Regions from separate parts of the Mus musculus genome. Here region 2 is linked to region 1. Evidence: chromatin loops called from intact Hi-C (ENCODE). Cell type or tissue: left cerebral cortex. All regions are shown on one strand. Links, peaks and the distances in the headings refer to the core of each region. The heading gives the core; the rest is flanking DNA.

Evidence for each region. A loop is a pair of places that touch in the nucleus more often than their neighbours do. Peaks named below come from ENCODE experiments on the same cell type or tissue, not always from the same donor. Only the 100,000 strongest peaks of a DNase experiment are listed, where the experiment ranks them.
Region 2: it touches region 1 in a loop (8-fold over the local background); 2 of 42 quality-filtered maps call a loop at or near these places.

The regions. Positions count from the first base shown.
Region 1 is chr13:46,738,922-46,746,459 of GRCm38, forward strand. No RefSeq gene overlaps it. Among named protein-coding and RNA genes, the nearest start is that of Nup153, 15 kb to the left of the region's middle. In left cerebral cortex, for the core only: no CTCF peak of the experiment used is centred there; a DNase peak (open chromatin) is centred at 3,810.
Region 2 is chr13:45,956,651-45,964,188 of GRCm38, forward strand. The region is part of intron 1 of Atxn1 (ataxin 1); the gene reads right to left. Among named protein-coding and RNA genes, the nearest start is that of Atxn1, 4.6 kb to the right of the region's middle. In left cerebral cortex, for the core only: a CTCF peak has its summit at 5,290; DNase peaks (open chromatin) are centred at 3,690, 3,922, 3,964, 4,075 and 4 more places; H3K4me3 peaks cover 3,172 bases; H3K27ac peaks cover 1,295 bases.

The DNA of each region.
Region 1 (7,538 bases), core at 1,398-6,397:
TTTGAGACAGAATCTCTCCCTGAGCTGTGGCTCACCCATTTGACGAGACTGGCTAGGGATCCATGTTTTTATTTTATTTATTTATTTATTTATTTATTTTTATTTATTTTTGGTTTTTCACATGCCCCGACTGTCCTGGAACTCACTTTGTAGACCAGGCTGGCCTCAAACTCAGAAATCCACCTGCCTCTGCCTCCCAAGTGCTGGGATTAAAGGCGTGCACCACCACCGCCCTGCTTAGTTTTCTTTTCTTTCTCCTTCCTATTGGTCCTGGGATTGAACTCAGGTCTTCATGCTTATGAGGAAGGTACTCTGCCAAATGAACCACCTCACTAACTCCAGGAGATCTGTTTTTTAACAAACCTCTCGAATGTTTTTGCTCATATACTCTGTTCCCCGGGTCCTCTGGCCTCGTTACGGGTATGGCTCCAGCAGATCTCCCTTCTCTGTCACATCCTCTGTCTTTTTTGCCTTTCACTCCTTCATCCCCTCATCCATTCCTTCCTAAGGGGTAGCATCCAGGGGAAAAAAAAAATCCCTAAGCGGGATCAGAATCTTGAGACGTCTGTCTCCATCTTTCAAAGAAAGGACAACTCAGGCCAAACGAATGTGGGCAGAGCTGGCTATAATTAGCTGTTTTTTTCCAGTCCTTATTAGATCATCCCTTAGTCTCCTGTCCGTGTTCCAAGAGTATCACATTTTAAATTGTGTGTGTGTGTGTGTGTTATGATGCACCTTGGAACATGTATAAAGGTCAGAGGTTGACTTGTGGCATCAGCTCTCTCCACCGTGGGTGTCCTGATGATCAAACTTAGGCTGTCAGACTCGGCAGGAGTAACTTCTGCCCACTGAGCCATCCCACTGGCCTCCATGGCGTGTGCCTGTGTTTGTATGTGTGCCTGCACAAGTGCGTAGAGTTCTCCTCCTCTAGGGCTTCCTACCTTATGTCTTGAGACAGGGATTCTTCACAGGGTCTGGACTCATTGATTCAGACAGATTAGCTGACCAGTGAGCCCCAGGCCCCCTTCTGTGTGTGTGTGTGTGTGTGTGTGTGTGTGTGTGTCCCCGCTAGGTTAATGGGCACATGCCACTGCTCCTAGCTTTTCACATAGTGGCAGGCAATCCAAACTCAGAGTCCTCTGAACTCCCCTTTTACTTTTGGTTTTGAGGCAGGCCTTGAATTTGCTGTGTAGCCTGGGTAAACCTTGAACCTCCTGATCAGCCTCATAAACCCACTGGGAGTATAGATATGTGGCACCACATTGACTCCCTGAGCCAAATATGAATATTACCTATGGCTCAGCATCCCAAGACCATCCCAGAACGAATGTCAAATGTGAAACTATTCCCCAGAGACACACACATTGTTTCATTCTTAGAGAAAATTACCTGGATAGGTATAAATGACCCGTTTACTCCAGCTTTGGTAACACTTAAAAAAAATGACTCTAGCAAATTATATATGGACCCAAAGTGCTCAGTTTCAAAGTAAGATAGTTTTTAGACTACTTGTATTAATTTGCTTAAGGTTGTATCAGCCCTCCTCACTTTGAGCCCACCAGTCTCCTGGGACTCTAGCTAAGTAGGGTATGCCAGGCTGTCTGTGTCTCCTCCCCACACCACCTGTTTTAGTCCAAAGGAGGTTGGGAAACTTGTGCTGTTTTGGAACCCGTAAGAGCCCATCTAAATGGATGCTGGATACACCAACTGAAAACCATTCCCAAGCCCTGGCTGGGCAGACTCATCCCTGGGGATGGTTGTTGATATTGACAGAGGCCAGTTGTGTCTATTGACTTGTTTTTGCCGCCCAGGGAGTGTTATTGTGACATCAGAATACTGCACATTAACAAAGCCAAGGTTGGGGTGACAGGAGGTGGTCAGGCTCAGTGGGAGGTGGAGGTGGAGACATAGGCTAATGTCTTCCTATATTTGAAGAACTATTTGGCTCTAGGCTTGTGCCTCATCTTTTCCTTTAACACAGATAAAGTGCCAGTGCCTCTGGCAAGATGATTGATTGATCAGGAAGTGTTGGAACTGATGCCGGCTGTCTACAGAGCACTCTCCTGCATGTTATAAATAAAGAGCGTCCTCCTAAGTGGAGTGCCGTGGCTTTTATTTCTCTGAAAGCTTAGTATAGAGATGAAGGAGGTACTAAAGAAATTGTGGACTTGACAGGTTGAAAGGAGTGATGGAGCTCTCTTAGGCCAGCCCTGGACCTGCGGATGGGTCTCTGCACTTCCCCTCTAAGTAAAAGGCATGTTGATTGAGCTTTATTCCACCTGGAGATGGAGATGTTTGATCCTGTTGCTGTTGGTGGGGTGTGTGTATGTATAAACCCTGTTGCTAACAGGACAAAAGAAGGTCACACCAGACAGTCCACTTTGGGCTACTACTACTACTCCCTGGTGAGCCGGGGGTACCTCTAGCCTCCAGGGATTTTCACTTCCACGAGATTTTATCAGTAGATCTCACCCAGTGAGCTCTTGGTTAAAAACTGTGCTGTTTTAGGCCTCTCTCTCTCTCTCTCTCTCTCTCTCTCTCTCTCTCTCTCTCTCTCTCTCTCTCTGTGTGTGTGTGTGTGTGTGTGTGTGTGTGTGTGTGTGTCTTTCTGTCTGTCTCTCTTCTTTCAGTATCTCTCTGTCTCTTCTCTCTATCTTTCTCTGTGTGTCTCTCTGTCTCTCCTTTCTGTCTTTCTCTGTATCTTTCTGCCTCTGTCTCTCTCTGTGTTTGTGTCTGTGTGTCTGTATGTGTTTGTATGTACATGCCAGAGGGCAACCCTGAGTGTTGTAGATGGTGGCTTTAAAATGTCTCCAGGGGGGCTGGTGAGATGGCTCAGTGGGTAAGAGCACCCGACTGCTCTTCCGAAGGTCCGGAGTTCAAATCCCAGCAACCACATGGTGGCTCACAACCATCTGTAACAAGATCTGACGCCCTCTTCTGGAGTGTCTGAAGACAGCTACAGTGTACTTACATATAATAAAATGTCTCCAGGTTCTTTACAGTCTTCAAAAGGAAGAGTCCACTAGTCTTCCCCATCAGCAGAGACAGACCTAAGAATCTTACTTCTAATCAGGACTGTCTTGGACATATGCTATCTTAGTTAGGATTTTTTTTAAAGATTTATTTATTATTATATTATTTATTATTATATATAAGTACACTGTAGCTGTCTTCAGACACACCAGAAGAGGGCATCAGATCTCATTACGGATGGTTGTGAGCCACCATGTGGTTTCTGGGATTTGAACTCAGGGTTTTCAGAAGAGCAGTCAGTGCTCTTACCCGCTGAGCCATCTCTCCAGCCCATTAGTTAGGATTTTACTGCTGTGAACAGACACCATGACTAAGGCAACTCTTATAAGGACAACATTTAATTGGGGCTGGCTTACAGGTTCAGAGGTTCAGTCCATTATCATCAAGGCAGGAACATGGCAGCATCTAGGCAGGCATGGTGCAGGAGGAGCTGAAAGTTCTACATCTTCATCTGAAGGCTGTTAGTAGAAGACTGACTCCCAGGCAGCTAGGATGAGGGTCTTAAAGCCCACGCCCACAGTGACACACCTACTCCAACAAGGCCACACCTACTTCTACAGGGCCTCCTAATAGTGCCACTCCCTGGGCATATCCAAACCACCACATGTGCCTTCTAACATAAGGTCACAAAAGGCACCCTAGACTTCTGTGTACTCTCTTAAGCTACTCAGTCATTGTGCTGAAGTCACCTCTGTGGTGTGAGGACACCTAAGCACTAGGCAGAGGTCTGCATGGTGAGGAAACACAGCTTGCCAGCCACGTGGGTGGACCATTCTAAAAGTAGATCCTCCTCCTCCTACACATTCCTCCAGAAAACTAATGTCAATCGTAACCTCGGGAGGTACTGGACTCAGAACTTCTCAGACTTACAGATCTCTGAATTCTAGATCTATAAAAACTGTGTAAGATGAGGCTGGGTTGAGAATCGAGTGTTTGCACTACGCATGATGCCCTGGCTTTGAGCTCCAGCACCTGAAGCGCAGGAGGTGGTGGGATATGCCCATAAGTCCAGCACTTGGTGGGTGGAGGCAGGAGGATCAGAGAAGATCAAGACCATCCGTGGCTTCACAGTGAGTTTGGAGGCAGCCTAGGTACATGAAACCTTGTTTCAAACACAAAATAAGTAGTGTAAGATGATGTTAATTGTTACATCGAGCCAATAACCTAAGGATAATTCACTAATATTCTACAGTGGTTACAAATGTATATAACACAGCACACACATGGACTAGCAGAAAATGTGGGTAAATTGGCATATCCTATCAAGATAGCCCAGAGATCAAGTGGTAGGGAAGTTAGCTTTCACATCCTCCATTACTGGGCAGTTTCTCTCAGCTTGGCACTTGTAGCTCAATATTCTAACTCTGGTGTTAACTAAGCAAGCTTGTCTTATTTGCAGTTAACCACAGGCCGCATAGATCATGCAGATTCAATGAGGGAGGGTTAGTTTAACCAATCACATAGGCCTGTAGCTTTATTTGTTCACTTAAAACAATGATTATAAATCCAGGAAACGGGGCAGGCAATGGTGGCACACACCTTTAATCCCAGCACTTGAGGCAGAGGCAGAGGCAGAGAGGCAGAGGAGAGGCAGAGAGGCAGAAGCACCTCTGCATTTGAGGCCAGCTTGGTCTATGGGGCATGTTCTGAGACAGCCAGGGCTACACAGAGAAACCCACAAAAAAGCAAGCAAACAAACAAAAAGACTCCAGGAAATTAGATCTATCAATCCTCAAACTTCCTACTGGACTAGGATATCAGTGATGCAATCCCCCTCCCCACACCCCATTCTTGTCTTTGAGAAAGGGTTTCTCTATGTAGCCTACCCTAGCTGTCCTGGAATGTGCTCAGTAGACCAAGCTGGCCTCAAACTCAGAGATCAGCCTGCCTGTGCCTGAGTGCTGAGATGAAAGGTGTGTGCCACCATAGCTGGCACACACCAGCTTGTCACTTGTCTCTTGTCACTTAAAACAAGGTCTCATTCTGTAGCCCTAGCTCTCCCGAGGCTCATGTGTATCCCAGGCTGACAACTCACGGCGCTCTTTCTACCTCAGCATCTCAGTGTGAGTATTACAAGCACAAGCCATCGTGCCTGGCTCGTTTTCAGGAAAATCTCAGGCAAGTAAGCAGGCTCGGTGTGTAAAGGCATTTGTCACCAAGACTGAGGACCTGCGCTTGAACCCAGAACACCCGGGGTAGAAGGAGAAAAGTGACCTCCCACAAGCTGTTCTCAGACTTCCACACATAGACTGTGGCATACATGCAGACACAAACACATATAAATATAAAAAGGAAACCAATATCTCCACAACTTGATTTGGGCAGGGGTTCAGGAGATGACCCTCCAAATAACTGCTTAAACTGTCATGCACACCATTTCCAGGTGTTCAAATCTTTAATCCCAGGGGAGAGAGATGTGGGAGGATCTGTGAGTTCCAGGACAACCAGGACTACATAGGGAGACCCTGTATCAAACAAACAAACAAACAAACAAAAATCTAAACAATTCAAGGAATTAGGGGTACTGTAAGGTCAGTTGGTTAATATTATGATAAACCAAACCCAACTTCTTAAAAATTCACTTAACATCCTGACCACAGCCCACCCCTTTCCTCCCAGCCCATACTCCCAGTTCCTTTCTCCATCCTCCCCTCCCCTCCTCCTCTGAGAAGGGGGAGGCCCTCTCTGGCACTCATTTCATTGCAGGACTAGGCACATCCTTTCCCACTGAGGCCACACAAAGCAGCCCCATTAGGAGAAACAGGATCTACAGGCAGGCAACAGAGTGAGGAACAGACCCTGTTCCAGTTGTTGGGGGACCCACATGAAGACCAAGCTGTACATCTGCTACATATGTGTGTGTGTGGGAGGGGGTGTAGGTCCAGCCCATGTATTCTCTTTGGTTGGTGGTTCAGTCTCTGGGAGCCCCCCAAGGGTCCAGGGTAGTTGACTCTGTTGTTCTTCCTGTGGAGTCCCTGTCCCTTCAGGTCCTCAGTCCATCCCCCGACTCTTCCACAAGACTCCATGAGCTCTGTCTAACGCCAAACCAAGTTTTTAATCGCCAAGGTGCTTATATCGTTTCTCAGAAACTCTTTCGGAACTCCCCTTTTTAACCTTTACTTCTTACAAGCTCGGGTGAGAATTCCTAAAGAAGCTGTGCCTACAGAGACTGGATGACTGATCAGAATTTTAGGAATGTTGCAGTTACCAACATTCCTAAGGCCAGGCCAAAGGCTAGTTGCCTTATCTCGGGCTAGTGATAGCCCTCTGGCACAGGCAGTCCTTGTCCACCTCTGAGTCTGAACCAACATCCCGTGACTAACAGAAAACTTTCTAGAAATCTATTAACAGACCACTGGCGTCTACCCTCCCAGAAGCTAAGAATGTCATCGGAGAGCACCTTGCATTGACAGAAAAGCTCCCCCATCTTGCTGTACCTGACTCTTTGGTTCACTCACTAAAGTATTTTAAACTTACCTTGATTGATAGCTTTCTCTGTTCTGTAAAACTTCACAAAAGGACTTTCAGGCTGGAACATGGGATTTGGGGTAATCTAAATCTGTGCTCCCAGGCCACAGTCACTCAAATGGCTCCAGAATACACTATCCCTTATTCCCTTTAAGATGAGAGCTGGATTTTTTCCCCATCAATACAATATTCTATATACAATACAATTTTTCTATTAATTAGTATCCCAGAGTTCCGTTCCTAGCATGAGATTCCCTCCAAGATGGCAGCTATTGCCTGTGGTTCCGGTTATAATGACTGAGGCACAGCCTGGACTCTGGAACCTACAGTCTTCTACATGAGGACAGTCTGCAAGGATACAAGCAGCCACTGAACCTCCAGGTGGGAAAGAATTGTTTTACCAAGAACACACAGTGGTAGTCTCAGATCTGAGGGTGTGCGCACTAGCATGTGTGTAAAGAAGTTAGATCACACCTGTACACGTCTTACTCCGGAAACAATTGGATCTCAAACCTCTACTCCCCTTTCCCTGCTCTCAGAGGATTAGAGACAAGGACAAGCAGGTTCAATTTAATCTTTGGGCTTTTGCTTTCACTCAGGCCCCGGCTCTACGGAAGGGCAGATGTGCCCCTGCTCTTTCCTGACACCTGGATTTGTCTCCCTACGGGCAAGAGGGGAGGGTAAGCTTTGGACCTCTGCTGAAGGTGCTCTTGCTGTTGGAACTGGCTGGCTTTCTTTTGGCTAGGCAAAAACCTGACACGAACTGTGTATATTGCAGATTTAGTAGGGTTTGGTTTGGAGATGTCTTCCTACGCAGTCCTGGGTGACTCTAAAGTTGCTGTGATCCCCTGCCCCTGCTTCCCAAGCTCCAAGATTATGCACATGTGACACTATGGATGCTTTAGCTTCTTCTTCTTGGATCTTAGTCTGGGAGATGAGCTGTATGTTACAGAAAGATGCGTGTCACCGATACTATAGGAAGCTTGGGCTGAAACAGCAGAAACGTTTCTTATCCAATTGTGTGCCAGAATCATACT
Region 2 (7,538 bases), core at 1,762-6,761, 780 kb before region 1:
GAGAGAGAGAGAGAGAGAGAGAGAGAGAGAGAGAGAATAAACCACTTTAAACAAAGATCTATCTTAAGACGTAGGTACTGAAATACAAATCTTAAGAACGTCACACTTTGAATTTTGTTATAGAGGAGTTACACAGCTCAGCAATCAGCTCAGCCGAACAGGTCTGGCTTTATTCCACAGGGTTCAGGGGAGCCAACATATGAAATCTAGGCCATCCCTTCAGTCAAATGAAAACCCTGGTCTCCATGTTTGAGATGGCTATTGTCATTTTCCTCAGGCATCCAATAAGTAGCCACAGCCATTCCTCACAAGCAGTATCAAGTGGAAATGGGGACAGCAGTTGGACCAAAAGCCTAAAATTTTAATCTATATATACTGTTTATCCACGTGCAACTTGAAAGACAACCATGACAGAACATAGCTATTAGCTTGCTAATGCAAAAGTGAGTGGAAAATCAAATGAAGGAGGAAAAAAAAAAAGATCCAATTCTGAGAAAAGGTCTCATGTAGCCCAGGCTGACCTCAAATTTGCTATGTAGCAGAGGATGGCCCTGAAGTTCGGATCTACCTGCCTCCAACTCCCAAGTGCTGGGAATACAGGCATATCTCACCATGCCCAGTTTATGGGGCATGGTAGACAAGCACTCTTACCAAGTGAGGTCTGTGGCCAGCCATACATTGTAAATAAGTTTATTGTTGAACAGGCATTGTCTTCACTTTCAGTTTGCCCCAATAGTGAATCTAAGTCACTCGCTATATGATGAGTGTATGAATGGATAAATGAAAGAAGAAATGAATGACCCCTTGGTCCTTGTGAGGTACTTTTGTGAATTAACAATGTGCGAACAGAAACAAAAGAGGAAGAGGGCCTGATCCGCTAGCATTCTTTTTTATCCTTAGTCATTAAAATTATTTACTTAAGTGCTGGTGGTACCCAATTAGCAACTAGATCACACCAAAAGAACCAGCCATGCTGTTGGGATGGGAAAAAAATTATCAGTCAACTAAGTGAATGCTAAACTGGTTTCTAGTCAGATCCACTGGAGCTGAGCTGCATATGTGTTTAGGCTGTTTTAAATTTAGTTTGGGTTTCCTAAGCTCTCGCCAGGTAACAGTAGGAAGGAGAAGGGCCAGAATTATATTGGGTGTCAGAAAGGAACTATTCTGGAATACGAACATGATCTCCAACGTGAATAATCTGTAAACAGGTAAGGAAGCCAAATATCCTTGGGTACGTGGCAACTCATCTCAGTAGTCATAATTATTTTCAACCATACACACTCGCTATTTTTAAGAGCACAGCCTAGCTGGAAAGGAAAATAACTTCCATTCCTTTCCAGCACTTTGCAAAGTAATGAATAGTAGCCAAAGTATTCTTCCTTCTAACGAACCCATTCACCCTCAATTTATTTAAGGATCTAGTACGTGCTTGGGTCTGCTCTGCAAAAGAAGTAGTTTTTTGTTTTGTTTGTTTGTTTGTTTGTTTGCTTTATCGGTCTTTGGTTTTCCCGAGTGTAATCCATGTGCAGAGAGAAAAGATAAGTGGAATACCCCCATACCCTTACAAAATGAAAATACGTCACCATCTTTCCACCAAGAGGACTGTTGGTTTACAAACGGTGGCTGAGTTCAACAGGAGTTCACAAAATTCTATTTCATCTTAACGCAGCACTTATTTTAAGGGCAAGGGAAGTTTTGATTTTTATCTGGTAACGTTTCAAAGGAAGCTTCCAAATACTTAATAATCACTTTCCCAGAAGCTCCAAGGGCTGGGAACTTGGGTTCGCTTGTACACGGATTTGTGTGTACACAAAGTCCTATTTACACATCACCTGGCAGATAAGGCTTGATAGAGTCCAAATTACAGTCTCCTCCCTTTCTGCTGAAGTACACAGAACAGTCAAATGTGATGCAAATGCTGTAAAATATTAATTTACTCTAGCACTGGCATGCCTCCTTCTTTCAAAAAGCATTTGTCCTCTTATCCTAGCCAGAGTAGGAGTTATTTGCTTGCCATATCCCATCAGAAATAGAGAGAGAGAGAGAGAGAAACATGAGAATTAAAGGCAAGGCTACATGAGCTCACTGTAAAAACACACAAACAACAAGCGAGACAATAAACTATAAAACACTGCATACACTAAAATTGGAATCTTTAATATCTCAAAGGCACAAAGCCGAGAAACACAATACTATTAATAGTGAAAGATTACCAAGCAAGGTGGCCCCAAATAACTGAAACTGAGATGATGTATAAAAACCAGGAGGGAACACAGGCATCAGGACCAGGGCCGAGGGCACGAAGAGAGAAAGTCTGCCATACACAGTGGCAAGAAAATGCCTTTTCTTTCCGTAAGAAGCAGACATGCTTACAGGTTGGCAGCTGGAATCGCCACTAAAAGCACCTGATAAGTCACTCTAAACCTGTCGCACTTAAAGGGCATTTCGGTGGAAGCAGGTTGAGTCCTTCTCAGATCAGATGAAGCCCTGCAATCATGGGACCACCTACCCCGAGGTCTTCTTAACACCTCCAGTTTTCTGAAAAGGGCTTTTTCGAGTAGAACACCATTTTTGTTTACACAAGGGTGGTCATCATTGCGTTTTCATTAGCCCACAAATGGCATACATTAAGAGTTATAGAAAAAGCAATGGAACACGGCTGCTAACGTCCAACGGGCCACACAAAGGAGGACTCGAGTTGCTCTGTTTGTCTATTATGGCTCTAAACATGCTTTAGTTCATGTGGGAGTAGTAATAACAGGAAGTACAAATATTTATACTAAATTATCCTAAAGAGTTAAGGTTTATAAGGACTATAAAATATGCCATTAGGCTGATTAGAGTAAAAAAAACATAAAAATAAAATTAGGAAAGAAAAAATAAAAACGCTGTTTCTACCAATAAAGATAAATTATCTCACGACATTCCTTTTCGTCTGTAATTTTAAGAATTTATTAAAAAAAAACTCAAACCAATTACAATTCTTACGGCCAATATTTTTTCCAATTATATAAAGCTAGCATCCTATGTGCACATCATGTTACCGCTCACAGAATTGCGATGAGTGAATTTATTGTACTAAATGAAATTAAATGCAACTGAGATAGTATTACTGAGGACTCTGACATTCACATCTTAAGCAACAAGCGAAAGAGTAAACTGCATAGGTAGAAATGGTGGCCTCCATTGCCATTTCTACAATTTTCTGTCTATAACAAACATTTAACAAAATAGGAAAAGCACCAGTTAATCTTATCAGGTGGGAAATATGACGACCAGGATCAAAGTCTGTTCTTCGAAGCAGTCAGGTTGCACAAACCTCTCTCTGTCTCTGTCTCTGTCTCTGTCTCTGTCTCTGTCTCTGTCTCTGTCTCTCTCTCTGTCTCTGTCTCTGTCTCTGTCTCTCTCTCCCTCTCTCTCTGAAGCCAGTTATTCAGACTTGTGTGACACTCCGAAAAAAATACTAAGCCTGTAAAGTCAGTCAGCCCCAAGCCCCTAAAAAACTGACAGGCTGTCTCCTGAGAAGGCTCTTTTCATATGCAAGTATTTAAGCTTTTCGGAGTCTTCAGATGACTCCAGTTCAGAGAAATTAACATTCACTCCCACACTCAGCTGCTTATGTGAGTTCTGCTCAGGGTTTTGGTGAAGTACATTTATTGACTGACTCCTAATAGGAAGCAGGGCGAACTGCTACAGTCTATTTGGCAGGAGAAGCCGTCTTACAAGGTATGTGCAGGAGCAAAATCCACTTGACATTTCAACACGGGAGAGAAAACAAAGTCACATTATACAAAAGGAACGTGAATCCTTGAACTTTAAGGACAGCCAGACTGGGAGTCATAGGAGTGTTGACTAACGTTTTAGTTGTTTCTTCACACTGGCCGTTCCTGGTTCCTGGGATTCTGGGCACTGGGAATTTTTGGCCATCTTCTGCTATTTGATATGTAACCTGATGGCTCAAGAGTCTTTCTCTAATCTTTCTCTCAAAGGCAACTAACTGGGAGGCCTGAAGTCTCTTTATGCTATTTCTAACAAAATACCACTGCTTGCCAAGCCCTCTTAAAACGAAATGGGGGCTGGGGGAAGGGACACGATGCCTTTTCCAGTTCTCCATCAAGTACAGACACTTCTCGTATTTATTTTGGCAAGAGCTCATTTGTACACTGAAAGGCACAGGCCCACGTCTAACTGCAAGTCAAGCCGTTTCTCTGTCTGTCGCAGAATAGAATCGAGGCCCTCCAAGGTGTGGATAAAACTTAAAATTTCTGTCCTCTTATTTTAGATCCTGGTTTCACATGAACTCGCCTCTCAGAAATAATAGCTCGTTTTAACCACAGTGATACTTTTTTTCACTGGACCAGTGATACTTTTTTTTACTGGACCAGGCCACAGTAATGTGCCCACCACATAAACTCAGTAACCAGGGGAAACTGAGAAACCCCCTGGGAAGAAAACTGCACAACTTTCTCAGTCTTGGCACTGGAGAGGTGAGAGATTTGTGTGTGGGGGGGTGAGTGTCTCTTTATATGTCTTTCTCTCTTCTATTTTAACCGATTTAGCTACATGGCTTTAAAACTGTAAACTGACTGGCAGGGTCACAACTAAATCATGTCACATTCAAAGTTCCTAAAACATTCCCCTTCATTTGGACTGTCTGAGCAATGTTGGGCTACTTTTCTGTTATCTTTTCAGTTATAATATAATCTTTCTGTCCTTAGTAGGCTTAAGGTGGTGCCCAACGTAAGTGCTAGAGTGCAGCTCTCTAGACGTTCATTAAATTATACCCGTAGTATCATACAAACTGTTTACTGTGTAAAGCTCCAAGCAATAGAATGGCTTGTATCATCTCTCACTTAGCTGCAATATATATATATTCAATTACTTCTGAAGATATCAAAGATCAGGAGCAACAGATCCAAATTAAGGAAGATAATATTCACAATGCCTGCCTACTGTCAGTATCCTTTTTTTTTTTTTTATAATGTAGACTGTAAAGTTTAAAACTGTAACAGTGGAGATAGGCTTGCCAGATAAGTCATCTCCTTTTCATAATGTAAACCATCTAGAAAGCCAGCCAACACTGTCAGCAATTTCTATTATAAAGCATGGGTGTGCTGTCCTCTCACACTTGAAAGGGTTAAGTGCCTACCAGGCCAAAGGCTCTAGACTGAAAAAGAAAATGTTGCTTTAGTCAGCTCTGAAAGGTTTCTAGCAAGTATCAAATACTTGTTGATCTGCTCACAATGAACACCAGCAGGATTGTGAGGCTCCTTTCTCTATCTGGGGAGATGCATTTACATACTGTCCCCAGTAGGAACAGCGTGTTGGTTTCCCTTTAGAAAAGCTAAGTAGCTCGAAGCCCCATTCAGTGTCTCCTGACTGAAAGAAGACAGCAATTGAAACAGTGAAGTCTCTCCCCTCCCGGTTCGGGGCAGCTCAAATACTGTGCATAAAACACTTGGAGTAGTTCAGGCAAACCCACCTGAATGGGCCAAGGAACACTGTCTGTAGCCATGGCAACCTGATCTAATTACATGAGTGATCAGGGCTGGAGTAAGTGTACAGAAAACTAACACCACAGACAGTATCTATGATGAGAGAGGCAGACAGGCAGGAGGCTTCTCAGCCTCAGCTTTATGTGGAAGGTGGCGTTCAAGCCAATTTATTTGCAAAGCTGCTAAAATATTGACTGATGCGTGGCCAGTTAGAGGACAATCAGAGGAGATTAAATGCCACAGCTAAGCTGTTATGGTGCAATCCCTTTCCAAGAGTTCTTGCGCATGTTTTTTCTTCTCTCTGGTGGCTACCTCTAGCTTCCCCTGGCATAAGCTTCATTCAAAAATAAAATAAAAATAAAAACCCTCGGCTATCAAACTGTCTTAGCTACCCACCCACCATCAGTAAACCAGAGGGTAGGCTTAACCCAGGCTTCTAGGAATGGCAGGGCTCTTCATAAAGCTGGACACGGTTTAGCAAACACTATTGCAAAAAAGTAACCAGCTGCGCCTAAAAATACCCAGCATGTAACTACCTTGTTGCCTACGATCTATAGCAGTGCTGTTTAAATATTAAGAAGAGCTCGCATTATAAAACAGAAATGTCACTGAGATGACACTACTAGGTTGCTACAGGGAAACATAGGGCATACACACATTCCCCTGCATACCAGGCAGAATGTGAGGTGAGAACTCTAAAGCATTACTTTTTATTCTGTAGGTGGTGTGGGGTCTTCTAATTTTACTAATTGTATCCTGTGGCTCTCTCTCTGACAAACTAAGAAACCTCTTCGGGGACAGAACCAGTTTGGAGGAGTTCCTACTGCACAACATACGGTAAACAAAATAAAAATAGCTTGCCTTTCTTGTTAGCCACATAGCGCATTATATAACCAGCTTCCGACTGGCTTCTTTTTTTTTTTTTCCGCCCTTACTACTCTTCAGCAATTTCCCAACCTTCCCCAAGTATTTATATTGCCCTCTTATCTGTAGGATTATACAGCAAGAAAGCAAAACAAAACAGGACAGCCACGGGATCGAACTAAACCCCATCCTCTTACCCCTGATCCTCCCCCCACCCCACCCCCCGCGCCCCTGGCAGAGTCTAGATACAGCACCCTACTTCCACCCCCCACCACTAAGGTCCTTGCTCAATCTCCCTAGAAAACCTGAATTGTTTCACCTCTTGCAGTCAGCTCTCTACGTGGTCTGAAATAAAATGAAAGCGCACAAGCCACAGAGTTGAAGGAGGCGGCTCAAGAGAGGTCGAAGCGCTGCAGAGTCAACCAAGGGACCACCGTGGACCCCCACCCCCACTCCCCGCTCCCCATCGCGATGGTCCTGGTCCCCGCCCGGCGCGCGAACACACGCACACACGCACCTACACACTCACACGCACTTACTCCCTCCTCTCCGACCCCGCCTCACCTCTCGCTCCGCCCGTCCGGCCCCTTCCCTGCCCCCTGCGGGACCGGCCTGCGCGCTCGGCTGCAACCACGTAGGAGGCGGCGGCGGTGGCGGCGGCAGCCCTGGCAGTGGCAGTGGCGGCGACTCGGGCCCCGAGTGAACGAGCCGCGGGGCTCCGGGGCACATCCCAATCCCCGCAGCGCCTCCTCCGCCGCCACCTCCTCCTTCCCCTCCTCCCGTCTTCATTCACCCTCTCTGCCGCCGCGCAGCAGAGCAGTCCCGGCGCAGGGCAGCGCCCGCAGCTCCTCCGCTACTGCTGCGGGCGCCGGCAGAGTCGCCGGGCCGGGCTGGGGCGCTCGCGGGCTCCCGGCTCCAGCTCCGGCGGTGGCGGCGGCGTCTGCTGCTGCTGCTCTGGATCAGGAAGCGGCCGCACCAACAGGGCGGCGGTGGCAGCTGCAGCTAGGGCCGGTCTTCTCCCGCTGCGCTGCGATGGCCCGCGCGCCCTTGCCTCCTGAGGCGCCACCTCTCCGCGCCCCTAGCCTCACGCAAAGTCCCCTCTTGGTCCCCTCGTAGCCCCGAGAGGCTGGCCTAGGCGGGGAGACCCCAAGCTCGGGGTTGCCTCTGTCAAGCTAGGCG